2 separate regions of the Mus musculus genome follow, and region 2 is linked to region 1. The links are chromatin loops, found by intact Hi-C in ENCODE. Cell type or tissue: left cerebral cortex. All regions are shown on one strand. Each heading gives the region's core, and the rest is flanking DNA. Links, peaks and the distances in the headings are about the cores only. Region 1 has its middle 280 kb from the start of Gm52914. Region 2 has its middle 93 kb from the start of Gm19757.

What was found. Peaks named below come from ENCODE experiments on the same cell type or tissue, not always from the same donor. Only the 100,000 strongest peaks of a DNase experiment are listed, where the experiment ranks them.
Region 2: a loop joins it to region 1, with 9 times the contacts of the local background. A loop is called at or near these places in 2 of 42 quality-filtered maps.

Annotation. Positions count from the first base shown.
Region 1 is chr6:104,020,124-104,035,813 of GRCm38, reverse strand. No RefSeq gene overlaps it. Among named protein-coding and RNA genes, the nearest start is that of Gm52914, 280 kb to the right of the region's middle. In left cerebral cortex, for the core only: a CTCF peak has its summit at 7,162 (motif pointing left); a DNase peak (open chromatin) is centred at 7,152.
Region 2 is chr6:105,391,635-105,407,324 of GRCm38, reverse strand. No RefSeq gene overlaps it. Among named protein-coding and RNA genes, the nearest start is that of Gm19757, 93 kb to the left of the region's middle. In left cerebral cortex, for the core only: a CTCF peak has its summit at 8,802; a DNase peak (open chromatin) is centred at 8,795.

The sequences.
Region 1 (15,690 bases), core at 2,998-10,997:
AGACACTTCATGTAGAAAACACATTACTGAGAAAGCTGTTTGTTTTGTAGAAACATTAGCTTTTAGTATGTGTCTTACTTCTTTGCTTTTGATTGCTGTGAACAAATACTAACTAAAATCAGCTGGAGATGAATTTATTTGGCTTTCAGAAAAACAGCCCATCATTGAGGGGCATCTTATCAAGAACTCAATGCAGGAATGGCAGCAGGAACAATAAAGAAATGCTCTTTACTGCCTTTCTTCCCCATTGATTGCTCATGTACCTTTTTTTATGTAACCAAGGGCCGCTTTTCCAGGATGAGTATCAGTCACACCAATCACTAATCAAAAAAATTCCCAATAGACCAGTTTAATAGAGACCATTTCTACACGACTACATGAGTCATTCTACCTGACTCTAGTTTGTGTTCAGTCAACAAAAAATTATCAACAAATGTTAAATAAGGATTCCCTTCTCTGCTAAACTTGGAACAGGCTCCATGTTATATTTATCCCAAGAGACACAGTGAATGCTATTGATTATTTTATCTAATAATGTACTAGTTGCTAAAGAGTTCTTCATCTAGAGATAAAATAAACCTACTTAGTTTAAAAGGCACCACATTCATAGTAGCTTAATCTGATTTATTTTTTCATTTCAATCACCTTTTGGTGTCATTTTTCAGTATTATCCTATTCTAAGCTCCATACTGTGGTGCCTGACGCGCTGTACCATTTCCTGAAATAGAAAATGTCTGAAGAAAAGTATGCTTCACTTCATGTAATAAAATTAACCACATAGGTTTGTCCAGGATCTGCATACTAAAAAAAGTAATTCATTCCCATTGTGAGAGCTAGTATGCAACATCCAAAAGAATTTAAATTCCTGCCAAAGGAGTTTAAAGCTTTAAATAAGTATACAAAATACGTAGAATCTATTCACAATTTTTTCTTATGTGTCCCTTAAGATAAGCTTAGTGTCACTCTGTCTATGGCATGAGCATCTAGCTGTCAATAAAAATCTTTTTTTGGATATAAATTAGAAAATGTATTCATCATAAAATGTTATATCCCATGTATCACCCAGCTTTTCTTATGTGCAAGATGACTGACTTATAGAGTGGAAATCTTTGTCTTGGCTCTCAACTTTGACACTAAAGTCTGTGGTAGACTGCCTTTGTTTGGCTTGGGCTTTGTAGCCAGGCATTAGAACATGCCATAATAGTGTGGAGATATAAATATATTCATTTCATAGCCAGGAAGAGAAAACAAGGAGAAAAATAAAGAGGGAAAAAGAGAGACAGAGGATATGATGGGGTTCTCAAAAGCTCATTTAAGGATATTTCCTCAATAAACTGAACACATCCTAGTAGGTCCAAACCTATCTTTTAAAGAGTCTGGCCTCCAAAGGATGTTAGAGTAAGGATTAAGTCTTTCATATGTGGGACCTTGAGGGACAATAGCTTTCAAAATAAAACATCCTGAGTATACATAAAAAGAAAAAAAATGAAATGTGTTTTTTCAGAGCCCAAAGCTAGGAAATCCAAAGATCAATGTCTGATGGGATTCAACCTTTTGTGAGGACGTTCTCACTGACTTCTGGACTGTCTCATTGCACATGTTTTCTTCCCTGAGGATACATGTGTATAGTAGTGGTTGGCTATTGTCCTGTTCTTATAATGCTACAAGCCACAATATATCAGGGTAACATTAATGAACTTGATTCACATATAAAATTTCAATCTTCAGTCACAGTGAAGATTTTAAAGAGCTGTGAGATATGCATGAGGCAGGGTATAATTAGTCCACAGCAAACTGAGATTCATCAGATCTTACCAGGAAAGTCGTCCTGTTTATAGCCAATTCCTGTCCATATCCATTAGCTTCCATATCATACCTACTGCTACATGTCTTTAACTTTGTCACATTATAATTAACAAAATGAATCATTGTGTCGACTTTTCCCAAGGTTCAACTTCTCAGGATTTTAAGACTTTAATGTTCTGAGTATTAAGACCCAGAGCTCAGTCAGTTTGAGAAATGCCAGGCCTAGTAACAAGATAATGAACAAGAAAACAGAAAATATATTAAACTTAGTGTTGGACATTTTTACTGCATAATCACATTAATACAACTACATTAGCATAGAGAAGTTGGATTTAAATTTGGGATTGTAGAAAAAAAAATTTTGTTCTGAAAGAGTAGTAAACTCAGTGCTCCAAGGTATGCTAATCATAAAACAGATAGTGACATTCCTCCACCCACCCACTTCCTGAGTTCAAGGAGTATTCATTCAAAGAAAGTCACCCTGACCATAACCGGAAGCTGCAATGCAAATGTGCTATTGTTAGGGGCTCTTAGAAACTGTCTTGAGAGTTAACAATTACCAGGTATTCCTTGTGACACCCGTGACTTTGTACTTCCTTGTGACTCTTATCTGGTATTTTTGGTATTTTCCAACAACGCCCTTCCCACCTCCTTGAGTTGTGTTTTTTTTTTTTTTTTCCTTTAAATACCCCCTTACTCAGCTACTTGGGGCGCCACAGTCCTCTACCCCTGCATGGTGTATAACCGTGGGCCCGAGAGCGCTCTTGAATAAAAATCCTCTTGCAATTTGCAGCAAGACCGTTTCTCGTGGGTGATTTTGGGGTGTCACCCCTCCTGAGTCAGAACATGGGGGAGGCCTCACGTTGTGGGTCTTTCAGTTCCAGTATTATTTTGCTTCTAAAACTGTCTAAGGGGAACTAATTATTTACTTTGTGATGTTGGTTCTCTTAAGAACTTCTTTCTAGTTCCCAAACACTTTCTACAAATAGTCTGTTCTTGGCATCAGGCACTTAGAAACAGTAGGACAAAAACTTCCCAAAAGAATAAACTTTACCCATCATTTGTTCTTACACCTGCTAGTAAGCCCCCTACTGTCTTCCTTTGGCTACTTCTGGGTTTTTTTGGATCTAGAAAATCAATACAATAATAAACGCTATGATTATGACTAAGAATTTAGAAAGTGAATATAAAACTGTCCCCAAAGAAATTTCATCTGGCTAGTAAAAATGCTTATCAGTGAACAATTTATATTCACATATTTTAAGAAGTTCTTTTTAGTGCATTTATATGTGTGTATGTGATTCATGTATGTGCACTTATGTGTGTGGGTGTGCACATTCATATTTCATGAACATATTATCTCTTCTAGACTGGGTGTCATAGGGATTGAACTCAAATATTCAGGCACGGCAGCAAACGCCTTTACCTACTGATCCATCTTGCCAATCCTACATTCTGAGTTTTTGAAATTACTAAAATAGTGGTCCTCAGGTGAAAGCAATATGTCAGTCCAATATCGGGGACACACAGCACTGTTAAAAATTCAGTTTTCCTACCAGATGCTTTGTGAAGCACTGTTAAGTGTTTTTCAAAGTTGTTCTTGCCAACATTGCATTCTGTCTTATTCATTATAAAATATTAAAAATCAAATGTATTTTCCTAGCCAGGTATGTTGGCATATACCTGTAGTTACAGCATTAGAAGTTAGGGTCAGGATCAGGAGCTACACTCACCTTGTTTTAATAGAGAAATTCTTATTCTCTGCTTCACTACTCTAGGTTTTTATCAGTAATCCAGGTAATGTGATTTTTCTAGTAGAGAGTGATGTTACCCAGCTTTGCCCATCTGTGTGGTTACCACCATGGCGATGTGAATAATAAATGTCTCCCAGGGTCTTGAGCACTTGAACGTTTGATCCCCAGTTGGTTATACTCTGGGGATGTGTAAGAGGTATGTCCATGCTGGAGGGAGTTACTGGGGACTGGCTTTGAAGTATAACTCACAGCTTATACCCAGTCTACTCTTTCTGCTCTGGGCTTGAGGTTCAAGATGTGAACATGCAGCTTCCTGTTGCAGCTACCATGCCTACTGATTGTGTCTATGCCTTCCAACCATGACAAATGCTTATCCCTCTGGAGCTGTAGCTCCAAACAAGTTCTCTCTCTTATCGGTTGTCTCGGTCAGGGTGGGTCACCACAGCAACAGAAAAATCACTAATAATGCAACCCGAGTCAGCAGACTGTTCTCTCAGCAATCAATTGTAGGTACCACCTGCCACCTTGATCCCTTCTTTTCTTATCCATTCTTCCTTCAGACAGTATCTGGAGCCATCTTTCTACAGTACAGAAGGATTTGGTTTGAAAGCTTGCATATCTTGTTAATGATGGTAAGATAAAACCTAACTGCTCTGTTGAAACTTCCTCTCATTATAACAAAAGGAAGCTCTCTAGGATCCAGACCCCTGTTTCTTACCAGTAAGCTGTGATTGTTTTACCTCCAACACTACAGAATATCCCTAATTCATGGGTAAAGTTTCTACTTTGTTATTTTTGAGAATCTGCATATGTGATGCTCTCATTTACCAAACTCTCCCTACCTCTTTCATTTTTCTTCCTTACTCTGACTTAAAACTCAACTTTCTAGACTCTCCTCTCTATAAACAGGGTAAAGAGCTCTTGTATGGTCCCAGGATTATCAATGTTGACTATTGTATAGAAAATTCTGCCAGCATGACTACTTTCTGTTGTTATTTTGTAGACAAAATGATTACAAAAGTCCTGTGGCTTATTTATATGATGATCTTTCTTCCTTGTGACATGTTTCAAATTTTAATAGAGGGTTGGATCAATGGAGTAGTGATAATATTATTTACAGTGCAAACAGAAAGACTTGAGTGGCACCCATGTAAAACACTGTGTTTAGTAGTAGTGGTACTTACTTGTAATCCCCAATTGAGGGAAGTGACAGCCTAGTTCCAAGCTCCGTGAGACTCTGACTTGGGAGTAATAAGGCAGAGACTGATAGAACACGATTCCAGGCCTCCTCCCTTGGTCTTCAAATATGCACAAGGGCTTGTATACAGACACCCTCATGTATGCATACAGCATTCATAATACATATACTGCATACACACAAATGTAAATACATTTAAAAATTTAATTTACTAGATATTATACATAAATAATTTAATAAAAATATATTCATATGATGAACTATATTATTAATTAAGAAAGTAAATGAGTAAAATATATAGGAAAGATTTGCTTCTTCAATAGCAAATTCCATATTTGGTATCTTACCCAGTGTGATGCTTAACACTAACAAAACTCGTGTGTCTAATATGTACAATAAATCAAGACTACTACCTTCTATACCTAAGTATCAACTCAGGTGAGTGGCAGTGTTTATTTAATTTCTGTTTTTTAAAAAAATATTTCTTCTGTTTTAGTTATGTATAGCTACGTGTGCCCGAAGAGCCTAAAATAAGGTGTTGAATTTCATACAGATGAGTGACAGACAGTTATGAGCCACCTGATGTGGCAGCTGGGAACTGAACTCAGTTCCTCTGTGAGAGCAAGACTTGCTCTTAATGGCTGAGACGGTTCCCGAACCCTAAATTCCATTTTATATTGTTTAAAAAAAAACTGCAAGGTTTGTTGTTCTGTTTTGTTTTTAACAATTCATTTTCTTTTGAATATTATGTCTGGGTATGGGTATGTGCATGTGAATGTAGATGCCAGCAGAGGCCAGAAGCAGACACCGAGTTCCTGAAGCTTGAGTTATAAGCAATTGTAAGTTTCCTGACTTGAAAGCTGGGAGTGAATGTTGAGACAGCTGCAGAACAGCATGCACAAATAATCTCAGTCATATCTTTAGCCCATTAAATAAATACATATAACTCATTATTTCCTAATGATCAAGAGCTCTTTGTAATATTTTCAGATACCCTAACTGGCCTACATCCTCAAGAGTCTGATAACTGCGAGGGTTGCCCTGATGTGAGAGCAAGGGCCGGAATCCCAGTGACACTACCACCATCTAAGCCTACACTCTGAATTGAAGATATTAGATTCATACTTTAATCTATTTATACCATAACTATTGCTTTAGATATTGTGGTTTGCTTCTTGTAAAGCTTTCTGGTTTTCCAAGAGTTCACATATAAGAAAACCTTTATTCAAGAACACATCCTAATTAGGACATTTTAAAATGGTAGGAACAAGCCAAATCCTGCTTTGGAGCACCTCCCGAAACATTTTACATTAATTAGAGGACCTGGGTGGTGTTCTAGCAGGTATATTAATCTGACTCTTCCTTGGAGTGAATCCAGTAATTAAGATTAAGGCTATTGTCAAAATGGGGAAGGAACTACTCTCCATGCTGAGTTACATCTCTGTTTGCGATTAAGCTTTTTCCCAACAGGTTTTTTTTTTTTCCCCCAGAAAACAAGCCTGTGATCAGACATGTATATTCGTCTGCTCTCTGCTGAGTTGAAGCCTCTTTGGGGACAGCTGTTACAGAATGTTATCTGCTGTTCAGAGTTAGAAAGAGAAAACAAAATGACAATCCTATTAACAAGGAAGGGAAACGCAGGCTTCTTCTATGGGGATGTTCATATTAAGCAATTAAGCGAGGGACGATTTGAAATCATTCACAAAGGCAACCCCAGTGTATTTTCCTCACGGTGACAGTCTTTATGTGTCTGCTAATGAATGGAGTTGTTCCCTACCTTTTTTGTCTTTCTTAATAAGAAAACAATTTCAGGAAATTTGATGTCAGATGAAATTTTAGAATTTCCCCCTCAGTCCCAAACACTTGTTGGGACTGGAACAGTTCTCTGGATGCCAGCCTTGGCATTGACCTCATAGCTAGATGGATGCTGGGCAAGATTTGACCATCCAGAGCAGAAAGCTTTTGAGTTTCAGTGACAGCCTTGTAAATAAATGAGTCTATAATCTCTCTGGGTTCTTATTTATATCCTCTTTTTTTTTTGGAAAGAAATTATGCAAATAATAATTATACCTATTCGATAGGACCATTGGGAGGCTGAGTTAATGAGTACAAAAAGCAAGGTGTGATTCCTGGGATTGGGAGTTACTGAGCTCAGTGAATACACTGTGTAAGTATTCAAGACCCTGACATTATCATTACTATTGTATAGTAAGAATCTTAGTTTGAGTGTTTGAGAAATCTGGTGCATTGCATTCACCAAATTAGTATGAGTATATTGTTGCTAAGAAGTTCAACGCCATCATCTGGAGATGAATACCTTAACGTGTTACTTCTTTCACACATCAATAAATCCCGAGTTGGCTGAGTGACGTAGAAGAAAGGAAGTCCTGAAGCGCCACCTGGTGGTAAGTCCTGGGCTTTTGCTTCAAACACGCACCAATGATATCCCAAATCCCACAAGGCTCGTTCAAAATGAAGTCTTGGACCATTAAGTTAATTAAGTACTTTTGGGCACTATAGTGCATATGACCCAATATACAAATTTTCATGATCCAAATTGAAACTAAATTTAGAATAACATCCCTCGTTTCACTGTGAATTGACTCACAGCCAAACTCTTATTAGAAGGATTTCAGATTGTGGGATTTCTGAGCTAGGCAATCCAAAATTAACTTATAAATTGAATGTTCATATCATCTCAAACACTTACCCACTGTTCATTAAAATTTAAATAATTTTTTTTACTTTAACTCCAATATTCTTTTTCTGCCAAACTCTGAATTTTCCCTTCCAACAGCATCTGCCCTAAGCCCAAAGCACAGCAGGGCTTCAGAACATGTCTGACAAGGCTACTTTTCTTTTACTCCTAGCATTCAGGGTATGCATGCAGTATAGATCTTTTATGAGTCCTGCCAATTAACTGTGTCACAGTGAAAATATCTATCCAGTGATCAGTAATAATCCAGCTACTATTTGGCTGGAGGTTTCACTGAGCAGAGGGCAAATTTGGTTCCTTGAACACCATGGTTATGTTTGCAGCTTGTAGTGAAACAGACCATATACAGCAATGATGGTAGTGCAGTCAATTAGTAGAAATAGAATATCGTTCTTCAAAGAGTCATATTTCAAAGATAGCTCTCTTATGGCTCAATTAAGCTACTTTCTTAACTTTTAAGTTTGGAGAAGTGGGTTGATTGTCACTAATTTACCACAACACCCACAAAATAGCCTGGTTTGTTCTTATTCTCCGAACGTGTAGGGGTGCTTAAGAACAGTATTCTACAGTTTCACTAAGATAAGGCTGATTTGGAGACCGCCCAAGGAGCTGATTATGTGAACTACCATTATGGCCCATAACTGCTTTCATCCGGTTCTTCTCGAGAACCCTAAATCACTACCATGGTATAGAGTCTCAATATTTCCTGTCTTGGTTATTCTAACCATTTCTTAAGAAGTTTCCAGGTTTCTAAGTTCCAAATCATTATTTCTCTCAAGTCTTTTACATGATGTGGCAGGACAATTTTTAAGGAACACACATCTAAATGTGTCACAATCCCATAAAAAATGTCTGATATATGGATAAGCATAGACACATATAAACATGTATGTACGTATATAGAAATATGCTTCCTGGAATTTATTTCAAATATTTTCAAAATAAAATTAAGTATTTTAGCAGAAAACTAGATATCCGGATATTATTGGTAGTTGATTTTCAGCTGTAGCACTCGTGGGTTGACACCTAAAATCATCACACAATTAACACACGAGTGCCCATATTTATTACAATGTTATTCACATTAGCCTAGTAATGGAATTATCCTGGCTTCCTATCAACAAATGAATAAAGAAGGCATATTTCCATACTGGCTTACTATTCATCCATAAGTAAGAACAAAGTACATTGCTTTCAGGGAGAAGGATGGAACTATAGTTCATTTGGTAAGCAATCCAAGTCAGTCTTACTCAGATATCATATTTTTCTCTCATATGTGGAATCTAAATTTAATAAGAGAATGAAAGAACATGAACATACAAAGACCACTTGGCAAGAGAAAGGGATCCAGAGGCCTCCAATGCACAAAAATGACAGTGACTATGATCAAATGCATTATATAATTCTTTACAAAGAAGGAAGTGTCATGATGAGTAAGCTATGGGCTATTTAATTAAGCATACTAACAAATGAAGGATCAAACCAATTTTTTCCTTTTCTTATTAAAACTTTCTGTTTCTCATAAGGACACACACACGCACACACACGCGCGCGCGTGGAATTGGCCTTGCCCAAAAGTCCTAAAAGCAACTTTAAAAAATATTTATTTTTATTTTATGTATTTAGATGTTTTTGCCTATGAATACATGCTTATAGGGCCTGAACAGGCCATTATGGTATGACAATAATGAAGAACATTGGATACTCAGAACCTGAAGTTATAAATGGTTGCCGGCTGTCCTTTGGGGACTGAAACATGCATTATCTGTGAAAGCAACAAGTGCTTTTAAGTGCTGAGACATCTCTCCTAGCTCCTAAGGCAATTTTTCTTAAAAGAATGTGGCTCTATGTGGATGCATGCATATATTATTACGAAAAATGCCAAGTTTCCATTCTGGTACTCTTCTGTGACTTAGTTTTATCTATGTATCTTATCTTTTTACCCTTGCTATTATAATCACATTGTCTTTTATAACTCTAAGTTCTCAGTTAAATTATTTATATTCACAAGCTTAACAAATTTATAGATAATGTCTAGTCTTTGAATCAGATTGATATGGATTTAATCAATGTCTTAAAAAATCATAATAAATTATTTTGAGCAACTAATTCACTGTTTCTTAACATTCTTCTCCTAAGTAAGAACTGTTTGCTTGCCACTATTGGTCCTGAGGACCAGGATACAAGTGTAGAATGGGATTGGATTGACACCCATGAGAATCCTTGGTCTTCATATTTTATCCATATGTAATAGCACCGTAATCCACAGATTTGTACAGGAGTGTACAGTTTCTATCAAACAGAAAGGCTTATTCATTTCTGAGTGTCAGATCATATAGTGAAGAGTTCACGGACACAATGCTGTGTCCTCTGCCTATGGCCGAAGCTTTCATCCTTCCCCAAGAGTCAATGGAACTTCCAAACACAATTTAAAATGCCCATAACTTTGTGTTTTCGAGAAAACTCGACTTATTAATAATAATAATAATTAAATAGACAGTCGAGGTATTGTTTCATAGGACTGTATCTGCAGTACGTAGGAAGCTGGGGCAGGAGGATTATACATTCTAGGCAGATTGAGTTTCACAGTACCAAAGGAGGATGAAACATAGATATGAACTCAGGATAGCTACTTGGAGTCAGAAGCAGAGGTGAACTGAGTAAGAGTTAGCCTCACAACCTTGGGTAGCTACCACGTCACCCAGTGCACAGCTGCAACACTATTTACCTGATTCCAGAAGCACGGGAAATGAAATAAGGCATTCAATTTTAGCGAAATACATCTATTAGAAAAAAAATCCAACAGAGACCTGTGTCCAGTAGGAAAGAAAGCAATGTATTTAGCATATCCTTTAGGGTGTAATGGACTGAACAAATTAAGAAGTGTGTGCTGTGGTTTCAGAATAACACAAACTTTAGTATAAAGGTGTGGGCTCCTGTGTATGGTGATATTGGCAGTTGGTGGTGGGATCTTAATGTGCTATGCCAGGGCCTGATAGGAAGGACAAGTTAGGTCACTATAGGTAGGCACTTGAAGGTATATCAAGACCCTGCCTGAATTGTCTTTCTCTATCTGTTTTCAGTATCCATAAAGTGAGTAGCTTTTGTCCTCAGATATTCCTGCTGTGATAGACTGTCCTGTCATAGGTACAAACAAGCAGGCCTAGCTGAGCATGAACTTAAATGGTCAAAATTGTAACTGAAAATAGATTTTTCTCATTTTTTTAAGTGGGTAATTTCAGAGACTGTGCTACTGTAATGGAAACCAAACTAACACAATGCCCCTGTATATAGCAGGCTCTTACCTTCTCTTTGAGATGATGGCTGAAACTGTGATAGCAAAAAGCATCCACTCTATGACAAGCAGGTAGAATATCTGAGTCTGTGTGACGTCCAAAAAGCCTGCAGAAACAGAAGTTGGAAGGTGATTTCATGAAAACACATTTTAATAACCTCTTCCTTACCAGGGAGCAAGCCCATCAGCAAAGAGGCTATAAACTGGTTATCGCTTTTTTAGACATGGAGCTCAAACTGGGCTCAGGATGACCTTGAGCTAGCTAACTTCCCTTCTTCATGTCTTTACCATGAGATTACATGCATGCACCTCGCTCCACACCTGGCTTATGGTGTATGTGCTAAAAACTGAAATCCATAGACATTGTGCATGTCAATCTACTTATATTGGCCCCTATTTTGGCATTCATTAAGGGGCCCAAATTCTTCCATCGGCATAGTAGAGTTGGCATCAGTAGGTGGTAGTATTAAAGCTAATGTGCAAATGTGTATTCTACTGGTACCAAAAGTAAGCCTCTGTACTGGAGAGCTAAGGATTCTTTTTGTTTTTTGTTTTTTTTTTCCCGATCTGAGAGGTGTTTATTTGTAATGTATTTGATAGCCAATTTCAGAAATAACAGAAAGGAGTTGGTTTCAATCACACATGTAGAGAGATCTTTACATACACATAAATGTATATCCGTGAACATACATATACATGTTATGTGTATCCATTTATCTGTCTAATTGTCTGTTTCTATAAGTGAAAAGAGAGAATTAATATAAACAATGACAAGAAAAGAAATGCAGAAAATAGAAGTAGCTGGGCACTGTGAATTTTGAAACTCACGAAATTAACACCAACTTTATAAATTTGAACTACACTATTGCTGTTAATTAAGTCAACTTGTTGTACTCTAGTATTCCACTAGGACATTAGGAAACCTGCTGAGTGTGTTCCTGAAAGAATTCTCAGAGGCCACTGAAATGAAGAACAGCTATTTTAGGGTGTGGGCCCACCAAATATGAAAATGGCACTATCCAAAAACTAGGGCCCCCCCTCCCAAGGAACAGAAGGCAACTAAGAGGCTTGCACTAGTATATATGTTCATGCTATCTCTCATTCTTCTCCCTGAAGTCAGAAACTGAATGGCATTGTTCTGCCTCACAATTCTCTGCTGACAACCTGAACCTCTGAGCCAAAAGAAGTTGTTTTGCTTTTAACACTGTCGCTCATCTGTTTGTCACACTGAGGAAATTCTGACTAAACGATTGAGACACTCCACATGCACAAAGTCCAAAACAGAGATGAATGGTGGCCTTAGCCTCACTAATAAAGTTTTCAAAGTCTTTGTATGTACAAAATTTATAGTTTGATTACTGGAAGTCATGGCATACGTAATTATCAAACATAAAAGAGATGGTGAAGACACTGTTTTCCCCAATGTTCATTCCTGTATTTCAGTGGTGTATATGCAAGTGTCCTCTGTCCCACAAAGACAAGACTTCACCCTTGCCCAAAAGAGCAACCAAATGTTATGTAGGCCTGTATAGTAATGATCATAGCTATATCCATAAAAAGTAGCACCATTAAAATATAATAATATTCCAAAAGTACAATATTACTGAAGGGGTTAAAAAAGGAATAAGTCAGCCCTAAAAACAAGCATGGCATCAACTAAGCCCGTGAGTGGTCACTGGAATTAATGGAAAGTATGCTATGCATTATAAGAACATTACTCAATTTGGGTACCACTGACATTCTAGCTGGTTGCTCCATGGGATGTTGCCCCATGGCCTTCACAGTTTCTGCATACTACATGTCTGCAAGATGCTGCTGTGTTCTAAACACAAATTTCACAGGGTCAGAAGTAAAGGCTCGGAAAATGCATGGTGCTACCATATGAGAGCCTAGAAACTGGAAGATGTGGGCGCTCATGACAGTACAGTCACTAAAGGAGTCTTTGAGGTTTGTATCTTGTTCTCAAATGTCTCCCTCTCCTCCACCTCTTTCTCTCTCCCTTCTTGCTACCACCATGAGGTAACAAGCATCTGTCTCACTAAAGGCCCAGAAACAGTGAACCCAAGCATTACAGATTGTGGTGGTTTGAATCAGAATGGCCTCCAGATGCTCATGTATTGGAATGTCTAGCGATCAGGCAGGGGCACCACTTGAGAAGGATTAGCAGAGGTGAACTTTTGAGGGGTAATGGTTTTGTTGGTGGAAATGTGTCACATGGGGTAGGCTTTTAGCTTTTATAAACCTAAGCCGAGCCCAGTAGCTCTTTCTTCCTTGGGCCTTCAGAGCAGGATGTAGCTCTCAGCTTCTTCTGCAGCACAGTATCTGCCTGTGTGCTGCTATGCTCCCATGTTCCCTACTCAGAAGTCTGTGCACTGTAAACTGTAAGTGAAAGTTTCCTTTCACAAGAGCTTTTCATGGTCATGGTGACTTTTCACAACAATAGAACACTGACTAGGACAGTAGAACACTGACTGGGACACAGACCAAAACTTCTGAAACCATGAGAGGAAATAAACAATTCCTCCCATGAGGGTTTGGTAGGTTCTGTGTTTTTCATTGAATCTGTAATTTAGTGATGATTAAAAAAAAAATGCCCTGCTCTGACAATGAAGCATACCTCCACATGGTCCTATGGACGAGCTGGTCGTGGCTGAAAACTCTGAAACCAAAGAATATGTTAAGCAGATAAAGAACTGAACTAAAACATTCAAAGGCACATTCAGGGCAATAACCGTATAGCGTAAGGTGGTTAAAGAAGCTCTGATGTCACAGACATCAGAGGAGGGAAATGGAGAAAAACATTCTTCCAAACATTGAAAGCTTTCCAGAAAGCAGGCACAAGAGCTTAGAAGTGAAAAAAAAAAAAAAACTGTTTTGATCTGAGGAATTAAAGTTGATGTACAACTCAATGGAGCTCGTGCTGGTGGTTGGGATAAGATATGGCTAGGCAAGAAATGGCACTTATTACTTTTCAAATAATGTAGGATAGGAGGGAAGCAGCCACATAGGGACTTGAGGAGAAACTTCTTTTATGTAATTTTATAGTGATGAGAGAATACATGATACAGACTGTGTGTATCTGTGTGTGTGTGTGTGTGTGTGTGTGTGTGTGTACCCCCTAAAATTGCAATAACATTACTTTTTAAATCTTATTATATATAATATCTCTAAGCAGGAAGTCTTGGTTATAGTGACTATTTTATAACTTATTTGATTTTATAATCACTATAACAAGACTTCCTGCTTAGCGATAACTATAACTGACAGTGTGTGTGACAGGTGTATTAGTTAAAGTAATCTATTTTGAAAGTATAAAGAAGAAATGTAGCACTTAGGAAAACTGAGGCAACATTAAGTAGTGAAGGTCAAAAGAAATGTCAAACATGCCACAGAATGTAGTGAATGTAGATGTGCATGGCGAAGAGTTACTACTAGACCAGAATTGAACCAGCACAATGAAAACCCAACGCACAAGTTCCCTATGGAGATTTTAAACAATTTAGATTCTTTTCTGCTATAGAAATTATAAGATCAGAAATAGCCTGAGAGTTAGAGAGAAAGAGACAGACAGAGACAACGACAGACAGGCGAAGATGGAGAAAAGGACAAAGAGGTCTATAAATTCTTCTTTTCCCTATATCCCTGCACTGGTAAATTATGCACACCTTTCCCTGGTCTGTGATTCATCAGTCTCATATCCTCCAACATAATTTGGGAATATTTTGCTTTGTATAAAAAAAGAAATTTAACGATTCATCAAAGGATATGTGCTTTCCAGAGCTCTGAAGTTGCAAACTTGCAGAGTACTGGAGTAGCTAATGGTTCTCTAAGTTCTTTGCTTCCATTTTTTTTTATGTTAATCTTTAAAATGAGGAAGTGTGAAATTATGGTCTCTAGTGTTCCTATCATGTTAAAATTGAATTATTATCATTCTATTTGGTTCTGGGAATCCTCACATTTTTCTCAGTCTTACAGAAAAAGATCGCTTAGGCAATTGTTAGTTCGCACATGTGCGCGCGCACATGTGTGTGTGTGTATGTGTGTGTGTGTGTGTGTGTGTGTGTGTGTGTGTGTACAAGAAATTAGGCATTTTAGTTGTCAGGAAATTTAAGCATATTAACTCTTTAAACCTTAAAATTGTAGTCTAGTGCCCTGAAGCAGCAATTTACTAAATGGTATTCTAAGTAGTCTGGAAAATTTAATGGAGCCTCTAAAAAATGACCAAAAGCTTTGGGCTAGACATTGCCCTTAAGTTGTCCAGTATAAAAAAAACATGTTGATGCAAAGATGACAGCCATTAAGAAGTTTTCATATATTATCTACACATAGCCACAGACATTGTGGTGATTCACTCCCAATGAAATGTGCATTTGCTGACATGGAAGCAATCTTAAAAATTTGCTCTAATATATGATGATATATCTTTCAAACCAAGAGTTGCCATTAAACAGCTAAGAATATATCTACAGAAATGAAATAAATTATTCATTTATTCTGGTGTAGGAATTTTATCAAAAATTATAATCCAAAAACATCAGGATATATAATGCGAAAGCATAGTATCTTAAAAGAAGTCAAGTTCCAACTCAAATGGTGTTTGATACAACAATATGTATAAAGGTTCAAGACATAGGCGTATTAATTACTTGCATTATCACCTTATCAGGATAAAAATGTATTCCAGCTTACTAGCCACATAATTGGTTAAGGCAGTAAAGATTTGTGACACCCCATTAAAACCTATGCTAATCAATGAAATAAATTACTTTGCAGCTAAATAGCATGAAATTCACTGGACTACTATGAATGTTGAACCACTTCCTTCAAAAGTTGTACTTTTTTTGAGTTTCCATCTTTTTGTATATACTATCTATTCAATATGGGGACAGGATCATCTTCCCTAGCTACTGATTAAACCTTA
Region 2 (15,690 bases), core at 3,859-11,858, 1.4 Mb before region 1:
AATTCAACCTCATGAAACTGAAAGCACTCCATCATTTGGACAAAGTACCAGCCTGTAGAAACGAAAAATTTTTACAATCATTACATCTGACAGAAGCACATAGCCAAACAGTGGATAGAGCTTGGAGACTCTTAAGGAAAAAGAGTAGGAAGGATTGTAGGCTCCAAAGGGGATAGGAAGCCCAAGAGAGTCAACTAACCTGAACCCTTGGAGCTCTCCGTGCCTTAATCACCAACCTAGGCATCGCCACACGTATGTAGCAAATGAGCACTTGTGATTCCAAAGAACTGGAGAGTGGCATCCCAAAAGCTGTTGTCTATACATGAGATATGTTCCTCTAGCTGGGCTGCCTGTCTGACCTCAGTGAGAGAGGATATACATAGTCCCTCAGAGACTTGATGTGCGGGGGGGGGGGGGGCGAGGGTATACTCAGAGTGGTGACTGGGAGGGGGACAGGGAGTGAGATGTAAAGTGAATAAGTAAAATTAAATAAACAAAATAAAATAATGCATATTTGTTTAAAAAACATGAGCATATGGACGAAAAAGTAAGCTAAATTTAAGATGTTTGCTTATGATTAAAGACAAGATGTAATCTTAATGAGAGATGAACAAAAGAGAATGCAGCTTGTTTTAATTTTTTTTATTATACTAACTATATACTGACGATAGCGGTGAGAATGGCTAAGATCAATAACTTAGTGACAGCTCATGCTAGGGAGGATGTGGAGCAAGAGGAGCCCTCCTCCATCGCTGGTGGGGAAGCAAACTTGTCCAGCCACTCTGAACATCAAAACAGCATTTCTTCTGAATGTTCAGAATGTTTACCTTAGATCCAGCTTTACCATTCTTGGGCATAGGACCAAAGGAGTCTAGCAAGACAACACTTGCTCAACCATGTTCTTCGCTGGCCTTCTCATAATAGTCAGAAATAGGAATCAGAAGATTCCTCTCAACAGAAGACGTATTAAAAATTATGTGGTACACTTCCATAATGGAGTATTACTCATCTGTTAAAAAAATGAAATCACGAAATTGGCAGGCAAATGGATGGAACTGATAAAAAAGTCATTCTGGGTGAAGTAACCCAGACCCAGAAAGAGAATATGGTATGTATTTGCTTAAGTGTCGATATTAGCCCTTAAATGATAATCAGGCTAAAACCCATAGATCCAGATAACTTACTTACTTATACTGGAAGGGGCTGAGAAAGGCACACAGACCTCCCTGTATGATGGAAACTGGATAGGTTTTATGGGTGGGCTGTGGGCAATGAGAAAATGGGAAAGGAAGATCAGGTGGGGAAGGGAAAAGATGATGCTGGGGGTGGGTTTGAGGAGTCAGCTAGAATTGAGAGGCATTAGACAGTGATATGGACACCTAATGCAGTGAAACTTTCTAAAATATAAGCACAATTCTAACTAAGTGTCTAAATAATAGGGGAGACAGAACCCCAACTAGCCATCCCTGTCAATAAGACTTTAGTAACAAGACTGGGTTTCAACTAGTTGAATTGTTGGCCAAATAGGCCCCATGAAAATAACCCATGCTGTTGCCAAGACAACAGATTGTTCTCCACAAAGTGACAGCAAGGCTCCATTGCTGAAGACAACACCTGCACAACTCATTGAACATGGAGGATGAACTGGTCCCTACCTGATACCTTCCCCCAACTACATTCTAGTGTCTTTGGTATGGGAAGTTATTCCATGGGCTACTAAAAGAGAAATGGAAACACTAACCTGTAGTCTCCCACAAGCCTGAAGCAGGCTGAGCCAGATCTTGACCATGCTTGCCACTGAGGAGATTACTTAGGGTGGAGCCTGCCTCCCTGGATCACTCTATTGTTCTGCCACTGCCGCTGCTGCTACCTGCTGGGCTGGGAGTCTGCCTAGCTATTCCAGAGTCTACATCCAATCCTACACGTGCTCACCTGCAGGTGAGCTCCAAGGATGATTTGGTGGAAATGGGCTTTCCCCTCTCCTTTATAAAGCCTGTCCACCATTAAAAATTTGAACCTTGAGCAGACTAGTTGTCTTGGTTCCATTATTTCTCAACCTGTCTAGATTCCCTCTTCTCTTCCAGTTCCAAGATGCCTTCCAGGTTCGAACCCAGACATGAGAGCTGCAGGCCGGTCCTAACACCAACCCACCTACAAAATGGGTGATCTTCACTCTATCCTGCATACAATGCATGCTAGTGAAATGCTGGTACACATCTCATCGGTGTAACCAACCAATGTTTTATTTGTTTCAAGGTCTATTCTACACCTCATACTGCTTAGGTGACCAAGAACCAGAGACTAGATAGCCCAGAGACAGAGGTTAAATCAAATACTAGTGCCCTTTAAAGAAAAAAAAAGTAACAATGAAATAAAGCCTAGTGACATTCTGTTATTTTCATAGTTCAGTGCCTTTCTGAGCCAGCATCCTCCTTCTGTATCATTCAGCTGTATCTGAAACAGACATGAAATGTCAATTTCATGTTATAATGGCTCATTTCATATTGGTCCACATAAGGTTATTTCAGTCTTCCACATAAAATGCCAGTGATCTAAGTCTCCTTTGAAATGAAGTAAGCATACACAGCAGACACAGGTAACTGCCTGGTCACTCCTGAAAAAGCCAAACTATGTCTCCAACTTTCTTATCCTGGAAGTAAGAGATATTCTAATATTCTAAGGCAGAGAGTATATTCTTTCTAGTTCTACACCTGCATTCCTCATAAAAAAATAGTTTGGGTAAGTGAGTTTAGGAAGATGCTTTACTGCTTTCTCCAGCAGCAGATGGCAAAAGATGCAAAGACTCATAGTCAGACATTGTAAAGAAAGGATGTCCTTTGAACAGACAGCCCTAAATGGGATGTCTCCATTAAACGTCTTCCTCCCGTCAGAACTCAGGGAACGATGTGGAAGAAGAAGATGAAGTAAAAGTGAAAGGGATTGAGGACAGCAGGAGAACAAGTTCCTCTGAATCAACTGAGCAAGGCTCATATGAACTCACAGAGAGTGAAGCAGCAAGCACAGGGCCTACCCAGGTCTGCACCAGGTCCTCTGTATATATACTATAGCTTTCAGCTTAGTACTTTTATGGGACTCTTAGCATGTAAATAAGTGGGTCTCTGATTCTTGTGCCTGCTATTAGGCTCTTTGCCTTCTATTGGCTTGCCTGATGCAGTCTTGGTGTGGTGCTTTTTGCTTTATCCTATTATATTTTAGTTTGTTATGGTTGGCTATTATTTCTTAGAAACCTGTTCTATTCTAACGAGAGCTACAATGGAAGTGAATCTGGAGGGAGCCAGAATGGGGAGGAGTAAGGGGAGGAGAAAAGTTTTCAGATTCTATTGTATGATAAAATAATTTATTTTTAATAAAAGGTGTGGCTGAAATATGTTAAGACCCACACCCAGCTGTAATGGTTAGTAGCATATTTTGGATATTTTGTTCCTTTTCAACTTCTCTTAACACAGTTGCTGAGCATTGCTATCTTCTGCCTGGAAAAGCATGCCTTTACCAATTTCTTATCTCCATCTCTCCCACCAGCCCTAAAGCTTCCATGATTAATCTCATCTGGCCCCTGCCAAACATCCCTGACCATCTACCTGCCTGCAGTAGTGGCCAAGGCCCAAGTTCCTCTCAAGACCTCACATGGCTGCTAGCTTTTTCTTCCTCCAAAGCATGGCAAAGAAAAAAAAATAAAAACCCAAAAAAAAAAAAAAAACAAAAAAAAACAAACCTTCTTCTCTTCTTTCTTGCATCTGCCTTTTTCCTCCAGGGACCTGGAAGTCCCTTCCACTCAGCAGTTGGCCCATAGCTTTCTTTACTGACAGATAAGAACCAATTGAGGAACAGGACAGTATTGGAACCACTCCCTACGAAGTTCCTATAGGTAACCTCAATGAATTCATTAGTTTGCAAAGTTGGACATTGATGAAATCATTATTTGTTCTGTTCTTGGTTCCCTATGTGGAGCAAATGGACATTTGCATAGGGAAAGCAACAGGCAGTCTTACACAACAACACACATCTTATTTAGCTCTTTTTCTCTAGAAAATATTGACTAAAATAAGACTTAAACATATCAGGGCCAGGGTGTTGTGGGATGATAAGGAAGCTGGTTTAGGAAGTTCCTAATTTAGATACAAGAGGGGACATTGGGTTGTCATTTGAATAGTCGCATGAATATAGTTCTAGAGAGAAGAGCAAGATGAATAAATGGGACGGAGAGACTGAGATATTAGGAGATGATTTGCTCATGGGTCACACAGATACTGAGCAAACGTATGGAAACATAAAACGGGTTTGCCTGATTCCACAGCTAGTTCTGTTAAATAAGAAACAATATTGTCTCCTGTTGATGTTTACTATTAGTAATGTGGGGGAGACTGTGAACCTTCTCAGGGGATGGACCTGGTTTGCTTGTACTATGGAAACATTCAATGGCATGCAAGTAATTACTAAAAGACTAGGAATGTCAGGGTCATACGAACTAATCAAATGGATTCATAGCAATATGAGTAAGGACCAGTGAATCATCATTGTGTGTATATATAACATGAAAATCCTTAATCCCCTGCCTTCACCAGCCTCCCCAAGCTTCTGAGCTGCCATTGTGACTAAGTACTGTAACATAAGCTAATGGGCAGGTGGTTAGCACTGAGAGTTGATGACAGATATATAATTTGTGCTCGAATATCAACAAACAATAATTATAACGGGCAGTAGGAATTTATGGAGTTGGTGTCGGTGATGCAGGAGAAATTGAAGAATAGAGGAAGGGACCACACTTATAGGGGTAGATTTAAATAGTATGATATAAACACAGAAATAGGATTACAAAACAGAGTACTAACAAACTTTATATGTGCAACCCCATGGGAAGAACAATATCAACCAACAAGACCCCCAAGTATAATCTCCCAAGTATAAGATACGTGAATCTGAACACTTTCTGTGGATAGCACAAACAAATCCTCAACTCAGAGGTTTAATTTTTTTCATTTTTATTGTTTATTTTATTTATTTACATTTCAAATATTATACCTCTTCCCATTTTCCCCTTCCCCAACCCCCTATTCCCTCCTCTTCCCTTTGCCTCTTTTAGGGTGCTCCCCCACCTGCCTACCCATTCCTGCTTCATCACCCTACCCTGAGACATATAGCCTCCACAGGACCAAGGGACTCTCCTCCCAGTGATGCCGAAAAAGGCAATCCTCTGCTACATATCCAGGTGGAGCCATGGGTCCTCCCATGTGTATTTTTTTGTTTGTTTGTTTTTGTTTTTGTTTTGGTTTTTTGAGACAGGGTTTCTCTGTGTAGCCCTGACTGTCCTGGAACTCACTCTGTAGACCAGGCTGGCCTCTTACTCAGAAATCTGCCTGCCTCTGCCTCCCAAGTGCTGGGATTAAAGGTGTGCGCTACCACCACCCAGCTCTCCCATGTGTATTCTTTCGTTGGTGGTTTATTCCTGGGAGCTTTGGGGGTGAGGGTTCTGGTTGGTTGATATTGTTGTTCTTCCTATGGGGTTGCAAACCCCTTCAGCCCCTACAATCCTTGGCCTAATGTCTCCATTGGGGTCCCGGTGCTCAGTCCAATGTTTGGTTGTGTACATCTGCATATGTATTGGTCAGGCTCTTTTGGAAAAGCCTCTCAGAGGAGAGCTATACCAGGCTCCTCTCAGAAATCGCTTCTTGGCATCAGCAATAATGTCTTGGCTTGGTGTCTGCAGATGGGATGGATCCCTAGGTGAGGCAGACTCTGAATGTCCTTTCCTTCAGTCTCTGCTCCACTCTTGTTCCTGCATTTCCTTTTGACAGGAGAAATTCTGGATTAATATTTTTGAGTTGGGTGAGTGGCCCATCCCTCAACTGGGAGCCGTGTCTATCCATTGGAAATAGTCTTTATGGCTTCTATCTCCCCTTTGTTGGGTATTTCAACTAATGTCCTCCCTGTTGGGAACCTCTTGGGTACCTGGCATCTGGAACTTTTTAGTAACAATTTATTTCAATAATCTCAGGATGTAGGCCATAGCTGAATTTGCTTTTCGTTATTTACACAGATCCTTTTCTCAAGCTCAAATGGTTTCATGGGTCCTGGGCTCATTAATTTCTATATCATGACCATGTTTTACATGTAAAACTTATTATCCAAACATGAGGAAGACCACACAGAGAAGGGGTAGCAACAAAGCAAGCAAGGCCTCGAACAGTAAGGTCACTACATCTCACTGTAACACTACATCTCACTGTAACACTACATCTCACTGTAACACTACATCTCACTGTAACACTACATCTCCCTGATTACTTGGTGTAACAGAGGCATTTGTGTATTAAGCTGGTGAAGACAGAATGGAAGAAAATGACATCCTGTGTAAGATGTTATAATCTGTTTGAAGGACATATGACATGTCCACAATATCTCCCTCTGCAGTTTTCCACATTGAAAACAAATTCATATATTATTCTAAATACATTTTCTCATTTGAAAATGCATGATTATTGGGAGAGTGCAAATCTGTAAGAACCAACCAAAAAATTGTTCCCCAGCATCATATCATATTTCATCTGGTAATTATTTATGATTATTGTTTCTGGCATTCAGATGCACGGCATGCAGTCTTCTGTTTCTTCTTTTGCTGTTCAGTATGACATAGCAAATATTTTTCAGCCCATAAAAATCTGTATAGATGAAACCACAGTAACTGAAAATCATCTCATCCAGTGCTGTTTTCACTGTTCCAAGTCTTTATCATACATATTTCATCAAGGGCTTTATTTGCACATCATTTTTCCTAGCTACTGTGTTGTTGTGACATCTAAACTAGGGAAATAAATGATAGAATGCCAGAAATAACATTTACATTTTAGAGTGTTAAATCTTATGTGGACTCGTAAGTTAAATGGCAGATGGGATATTGGGACATACTAGTAAAATTAAAATTCTGACTCACTGAGTCTGGGTGGACCTTTGAATTCTTCATTCTAACATTATTTAAAGGTTGTCGATGAAGATACTCCTGTCTCACACTTTGAAAGAGAAACATTAATGATGTTTTAAAAACTGTCTGTGTGGGGTGAGAGACAGCTAACTGTTAAGAGCACTTGAAGTTCTTCCAGAGGACCTGGGTTGAATTCCCACACACACACATGGCAGCTCAAAACTGTCTGTAACTCCAGCTCTAGGGGATCTGAAACTCTCACAAAGTTATCCATGTCGTCAAAGAAAGAATATATATATGTACACTATATATATATATATATATATATATATATATATATATATATATACACATATACATACATATACATATACATATACACATATATATACATATATATATATACATATATATACATATATATACGTATATATATACATATATATATATATATATAAAATGTTGCTGTATTTATACCATTCCACCCTTCACCCAACCCATTCAAACTCTCTCCATCATGCTGTCCATTCCCTTCTAAGTTATGAGCTCCTCTATAATTATTGTTTAACTCACTACATGTGTTTGCACATATGCATATGCACATGAGTGTATGTGTGTGTGTATGCATGTGCATACACATACACACACCCATACACACACACATACTACTGAGCCAACTTAATATTGCTCATATGTACATTTTCTTAGGGCTATTTGTAATTAGATAACCTATTGAAGGCTCAGGAGGCTCATTCTCCATCTTTCAGTAGCCACTTCATCTATAGATAGAGTCTTGTGCTATTTTCTTCATCCATACTTAGTCTTTCTTGCCCCTCTTCTATGATGTCCTCTGCACGTTAGGGGTAGGGACCATGTTGGTGATATTGCATCTGAGACTTGGCATCCCAGAGTCTCTTATTCTCTGCCTTTTGAGCAGTTGTGGATTTCTGTAGTAGCTTCCATCTTCTGCAAATGGAAGTATCTTTAAAAGGGAATAAGAGCTACACAGAGCCATATTTTTAGAGTAGGTCTTTGAGGACACTGATATTTAACAAAGAAGGTATATTATAATATTCATATATGCCCAAGTATCATTTGTTGTCATTGCTGTCCAAGAAAATCATCATAGATGGTTGTATAGTTTTAAGTTTATTATTATGCTTTAGAAATGCTGGAGAAAACTCTATTCCTTTCTGGCATTTGCTTAATATGAAAAGTCTAAGGACATCAACTTTGCTTTCATGCCAGATTGGACAGCCCATTACTTCTTTCTATTGTTTGTTTAGAGGATTATTATTCAAGTGTTCTGGGTTATAGCAAATTCTCTTGCTAACCATAAACTATAAACAATTAATGATAATTGTTTTTATTGTACTATATTATTATGATTATCATCATGTTATATTAATTGTATTATATATTAATTATAACTATAAACAATTAATGATATATTGCTTATATTATAGTGCTATAATGATAACAATATAAATGATTGAAGACTTCAGAGACTGAGAAAATACAGTTAGCTTCTACAGGGGATTGACCATTAGAAATAAAGGGCTTAGTGTAAGGGTTTGAATGTATACCTTTTAGCTTGAGAGTAGGCCGTGGTCAGTATCATGATGATAGTTCATTTTCTACAGGAAAGCAAATATTTTTTTTCTGGTGAGGGTAAGCGATGGCTAAAACTTTGAGAAATCACTTTTATTTAATATCAAAAAGGCAGTCCTGGTGTTGGGGTTGAAAAAAAAGGAGGAGTTCCCAAATCTGGATCAACCCTTGTTATGTTTGTAATGACCACTGAACTATGAATAGGAAGAATACACTGTGAGTAATTCAGCAAAGGGAAAGGAAATGGCTTGATATGTCAGCTAGGGGGAGCAAGGGTACTAAGAGTTGCAAGTACATAAGTTAGGATCTACTGAAAGGAGTATAGATGTTATAAGGATACTAAGAAACATAGGAGAATAATAATTAGAATAAAAGTATTTTTACGATGTCTATTTACCTTATTTACAGCTGATTGAGGAGACAAATAACACAGGGAAAGAACCAGTAGTGGGGGAAACAAATCCTTTGCAGTGACAGCAAACAATGATAGGATGCTGGGGACTGGATTCAGTCGGTCTCTCAACCCACAGGGATCCAGGATTTTGGTACTCAGCTGGACAAGAAGTCAGTGAAAAGTGACAGACACTGATACAGAGAGACTGCTGTATCTGAAAGTAATTTCTCAAAATGGGCATCAGACTTATATACAGAAGAAAAAATAGAAGATAGGGGACACATCAGCTGAGGTACATTGAAGGTATCTGACACAAAACAGAGAAATGCGTACATAAAGATTGGCAGGAACTAGGCAGTGGTTACAATTAAGATCAAAGGGAGCCCTTTCTAAAGTCAGCCATTATAGGAGCCACATGAGGATTTCACACCCTAGTCACAATTTATGCCATTCCTCTGAGCTTTGTGAAAGCTTGCACCAGGGGGTTCTGATCTCTAGTATTTTCATGAATGATGCAATACTGTAGTTCCTCCTTCAACCACAACCCCCCTTCTTCCTAGGCCATTGTAAATTCCTGCATATGGGAGAGACTCGGCGGTAATTTTAAGTTTACTTTGTAAAACTTGTCCTGAGATACAGCTCTTACACAGTAAACTGCAATGTCTGATTTCTTTCACTATCAACACTGGAGGCATTATGTCGGAATGAGTAGCATTACTTATAATATAACACCGATTATCACAAGGACAAATCTGGACTACATCTGTACTACGAGATATCAAGGCTCCAGTAGACCAGTTTCCATGAAATTTTTGCCTCAGGACTGAGGCCAAGCATTTGGGCCTGTACATAGTTTTTACTGGAGTGGATGTGGCAATAGGAGACCTGATATAATTCAGGTTCCTTTTGGGGAGCTACCATAGTAATAGTTATCATGAGAAAGGTTTATCAGTGGATGCTCAAACCATGGAAACTAATTTTCTTAAGGAGAGGATATTTTCAATATCATGGCACAGAAGATGCAAAAACTTCACAAAGAGAAATTAAGAACAAAAGATGAGAAGTCTGGGGAGCTTTACTTCATTTTAAGCAAGACAAGACTTAAAGGTTACTGGTGATGGGGAAACAGAGAGAGATACCCTGCACTAACAGGCATCCTTTACTGATTGCTTCATTGAAACTGTCAAATTTGACTTGGATCATGACGAACCTACCAGTCTAACTCAAATTAAGGAACACTGAAGAAGCCGTGGCCAAGGCCACTTATAAAAGAAAGTGTTTAATCTGGCTTTACAGTTTTAAAGTATTAGAGTCTATGTGAGTGAAGAAACAGCAGAGAGCTATCATCTTTATGCACAATCATGAGGCAAATGAAAACACTAGGAATGTTTTTTTGAAATGTTAATCTTGACCTCAAGTGATATACCTGCCCAAACAAGGGCACCCTTCCTAATTTTTCCTTTATCATTCTTTCAATTGAGGATCATAGATTTGAGGATAAGAATCTGTGGGAGGCAATCCAATCTACCACACTGGTCCTATGGCCTAGCTAAAGAGACCTTACCTGAAATCCAAAGAAATAGTTTTAGCTACAGCTCTTGTTCCTTTGTTCCACTCATTAGCAGGAGGTTTCATTTTCTTGAAATTCAGACTATTTTTGGTTTTGCTTTACATAATGCAATATTTTGATTTTCCGTTTTCATAGACGTATGTTATACTTTGATTGTAACTGCTAGATCACACACAAATAAAAGTAAGGGCAAGAAAATCAGCCAAGTACTTTAGTCCAAGGCTTCTCATAATCTGGATCTAGCACCTCTAATGCTGAGGTTTTCCTTTCTCTTCCCCAATTCCTTTCAGTGTGGGTGCAAGATCCCACTTCGTTGGAATTCAAACTATCCTTGAAAAGTACCTCTCTTTCCACAGCTGAGTTACTAAATGCTGGAATATGCTGTTTATTTGAATTCATTGATTTATTAGAAGATCCATAATTATTGGTTACTCTGATCATATAACTTAGATTTCTTCATCATTTAGATTACAAAAGAAGTTTGCATTAAGAGTAGAAGCAGCTTTTAGGCAAAGCAACAGTCCAACTGGGAAAAGAAAGATGTCTAATTATCAATGCAAGTGATTAATGGCTATTTTCCCCTCCTGGTTTGCGACCTTTTGTTTCTTTGGTATTTTTTTTCAAAATTCATATTTTGATCTGAGCAGTAACTCTAATCTGCAGAACCAAGAGCATGTTCTATATTCTGAAAATTGCTACAAAGGTACATATCTTAAAATAAATCAAGTTAAGATATAACTTTTGTTATTAGTTTTTAGCTGTACAGTAATAAACTGCCGGGAATGTGGCTGGATTTATTTCTCCTTTTGGGGATTTATTGGTGTTTTCGTTATAGCTTGATATATGAGCAATCACTGTAAATGTTCCATTGGCTCTTGAAAAGAAGAAGCAGTGCTTACATAGGATTTAGGATTTGAAATATAATCACACATAAAATAAGCCCTATTAATATATTACCCAGACCCATTTTTGTTTACTTACTCTGTCAGAACATTGTTAAAGTTTTCCAATTAAATTTGGGTTGCTGACTAGCTCTGTTTGTATTTCTTTTTGCATGTTAAATATTGAAAATCTAGGTTAAAGATTTACCACCATGCTTGTTTCATACCTGAGGGTTTATGTTTCCAGCACACAGGTAAATAAATTATATAATGCGCATGTGTAAATTTTATATTTTACTTTACTTTCAAGGGTAAGAGGTTATGTTAAACTTTATATGTCTATGTTTTTTTAGTTAAGAATACACATAATTTTAATTTTCATATTTAGAAATTGGATTACCAAGCTATAATGCATCATCCATAGGTTTCTATTTGTTACAAGCTTATTTTTTTTTTTAACTCCCTTCTCTATATTAAATTGCATCTTGAAATTTGCTAGGATATTTTTGAAATTTCTCCAGTATTTTTATATTGAACATGTTTTAAGTCATCCTCTCATGTTTTGTTTTGTTTTGTTTTATTGTTAGGCAATCTAGGACATTTGTTTTTTTCTATGTGTCTCATTAAGAGTATGAAGTTCATTTATAAATAAAATATATATTTATAGTATTTATATGTGTATATACATTTTATACTATTTCTAGAAATATTTTTAAATTAAATGCACTGACATTTGACTTAGAGCAAATCATTCTCATTGAAATGATTTACTTATTTTTATTTTATGTGTATGTATGTGAGCTGCATGTATGTCTGTATACCACATGTCTACAGTGCACAGGGAGGACAGAAGAGGTAATAGTGTCCTTGGAACTGGAGTTACAGTTAGTTGTGATTAAATATATGATTACTCTTAGACACAGCCATTTCTCCTGGCTACATCATACTTAATACACACAGTTTGGTGAGTTGAATGCATAACAGATATTTCGTGAAGGCTGAGAACAGAGAAATATGATACAACTATTCAATGATCAGCAATAATTTATAAGGATACAATCCTAAGATCTGTGACAGGAGGGATGAAACTGGAAGCAGCTATGCTAAGTGAAATAAACCAGGCAAAGAAGAAGTATTCCAGGACATCTTTCATATGTGGAATCTAAAATCCTTGATCTTAAAGATGCTAGAAGTAGTATGTTTGCTACTAGAAGCTTTAGGGAAGGGGATATGAGGGGAGAAAGGGATAGAGTAAGGTTGTCCCATAAGCACTGAACTATATGTACATATTAAAATCTGTTCTATGCTGCTGATGAAAGATAACTAAAGTATAATAATATGCTGTATGTTTCACAAAGCAAGAAAGAATTTTAGATTTTTACCACAAAGTAATAACTGGGAAATAAAACTGGCTATCCTCATTTTGACATTATTATATATAATTTTATTTATGTATATAGTATATATATACTTAGTGCATATATGCCATTATTATAATTATAAATAAAATAATTATAGTTATTTATGTTCTATTTATAGTTATTTATATCAAATATATTTAGTATATATATATATACATATATATATACACATATATACACTATAAAGAGACATAATTTTTAGTAAACATTTTAAAAACCTAAGTTATAGAAATTAGAGACCAGGCACCAAGGGAAAATAGGATTCTGAAAGTAACATGAAACATTTCCTCCTCCAATGTGCCTTCTAAGATATTAAATATTGCTAATAAACATAGATAAAATATTAAGTTCTTAGGAACTATTACACTCTGCAATGTATCTCATAGTACCAGAGCATGTCACTTACTCAACAGATCATAAATGCACATTCAATTCAGCTATAGTTTAATGAGGATAATCTTTACTGTCATTCTAGTAGCATACATGTATGTATAAAGTGTGTAGTAGTTAGCCAAAAGGAAACACAACTTTGGTAATAAAATGTAGTTTGTTCACAAAAGAACATTAGTGATCATAAGATGTTTTTCAGATATTTCAGTATTGTGCGTGTATATGTTTGCATGGGAGTCTTGTGTGGTGCAGTACACATATGAGGAGTTTGTGGAATTGCTTCTCACTTCCCACATTCACACAAGTTCTAGGGAATCAGACTCAGGTCTTACATGGCAAGCTCCCTTATCCACTGAGGCCACTGCAATGTGTTTCTGTTGTTGTTTTGTTTGTTTGTTTTTATATAAAGGGCATTTTAAATGAAGTACTGTAAAAAAAATTGTCCTATCCTTCCTAGTCATCTTTCATCTAAATGTCACCATATCAAATCTGTATGTAACAGCTATTTCATTCAAAATATGGTTTTTAAGATTTCTGTGTTGTTGGATATATCCACATTTCTCCAATTAACTTTCAAGAGCATTGTCTTATGAGCAGATTTACACTCATTTTAATGCTATTGTTTACTTTAGCATATTTAGTTCTCCTCACCCCACCTCACCCCCGTTTTTGCTATTATACACCATAGGATGCTGTGACAGTCTTTGAATATTTTCCTGGATATATGTCCTCTTTTCTCATTAGTGTTATCTTGCAGAGAGTGGACTTGCTCTCTGGGTCAGGTAGGGATCTAAAGTCTATGCAGTCATTGCATGGTTTTCCTATGTGATTAGAGTGTTTTAGATGTCACTGTACTGTATATTGGCTACATGTATTCAGCTTGGGTACCTAGAGGACGGACCCCTGCAAACCTTTAAACGTTCAAAAATGTTAGAAGTGTTTTCATCTTAATTTGACTTTTCTTTCACATTGACATCTATAAGAATACAACAAAAGCAGTTTTAGGTAAAAATAAATCTGCTATTTTTTTTTTATATATAATCATGCCAGTTTTGATAAACTGCACAGGAAGTCATTGTTTTCTTCACAGTGGAAAGAAATAGAGGCGAGAAGAGAAACCGTGGTAGGGCAAAATCATAAGTGTCCTGGATAAATGTGCAAAACTCAGTAATGTAGCTAAGTTGAAAACCTTGATGACATATAAATTTAATATTCTTTGTGACTTGATGGGAAATGGACATAATATTGACACGTTCTGAAGTAAAATGGCTATTTTGACAAAAATTGCCTTAATTATAAGTGACAATATTTGCTTTTAAAAAGGAACATTATTTTTCCAAAGTAAAACTGTGTCTATTTACAGTGACTACTTACTATACCATCTTTTCAGAAAAAACAAACAAAAAAAAAACAAGAAAACAAAAAACAGTGACAAAACAACTTTTAATCAGAACTTTGAAGCTCAAAACACTTCTGCCAACTTTCAAGTGCTTAAAGACGCATCTGAGAGAATTGATGACAGCAGTAATGTATGTGGCTTTCGAGATCACAAGGTGCAGTGTGTCAACTGTGGAAATATATACCGTTTAAAGAACCACACTGAAAATAAACAAGAAACCAAACAAAAAAAAAAACCAGTCTATGATTGTTATCTTTCTTTATATGCTCTGCCCCACAGTTACCTGGCAACAACCAGGTATGCCTGAATCACTATAAAAGGGGCTGTTTGACAACTTCTAGGTTTTTTTTGTTTGTTTGTTTGGTTGGTTGTATTTTTTTTTTGTTTTTGTTTTTGTTGTTTTTTTTTCTTTTTTCTTTTTTTTTTTTTTTTACATTTTGACAACTTTAACTCCCTTTTTTATTGGATATTTTCTTTATTTACATTTCAAATGTTATCCCCTTTTCTAGTTTTCTCTCTGAGAAATCCCCTCCCCCTACCCACTCACCCCTCCACCTGCTCACCAGCCCACCTGCTCCCACTTCCTGGCCCTGGCATTCTTCCACAATGGGGCATAGACCCTTTATAGGACAAAGGGCTTCTCCTTTCATTGATGTCCAACTAGGCCATCCTCTGCTGCATATGCAGCTGGAGCCATGAATGCTGCCATGTGTGCTCTTTTGTTGGTGGTTTAGTCCCTGGGAGCTCTGGGGGTACTGGCTAGTTCATATTCCTCCTACAGAGCTGCAAAAGCCTTCAGGTCTTTGGCTCCCTCATTGGGAATTGGAAGTAGTATTACTGGAGGATCCAGCAATACCTCTCCTGGGCATATACCCAGAAGATGTTCCAACATGTAAGAAGGACACATGCTCCACTATGTTCATAGCAGCCTTATTTATAATAGCCAGAAGCTGGAACAAACCCAGATGTCCCTCAACAGAGGAATGGATACAGAAAATGTGATACATTTACACAATGGAGTACTGCTCAGCTATTAAAAACGACGAACTTACGAAACTTGTAGGCAAATGGATGGATCTGAAGTATA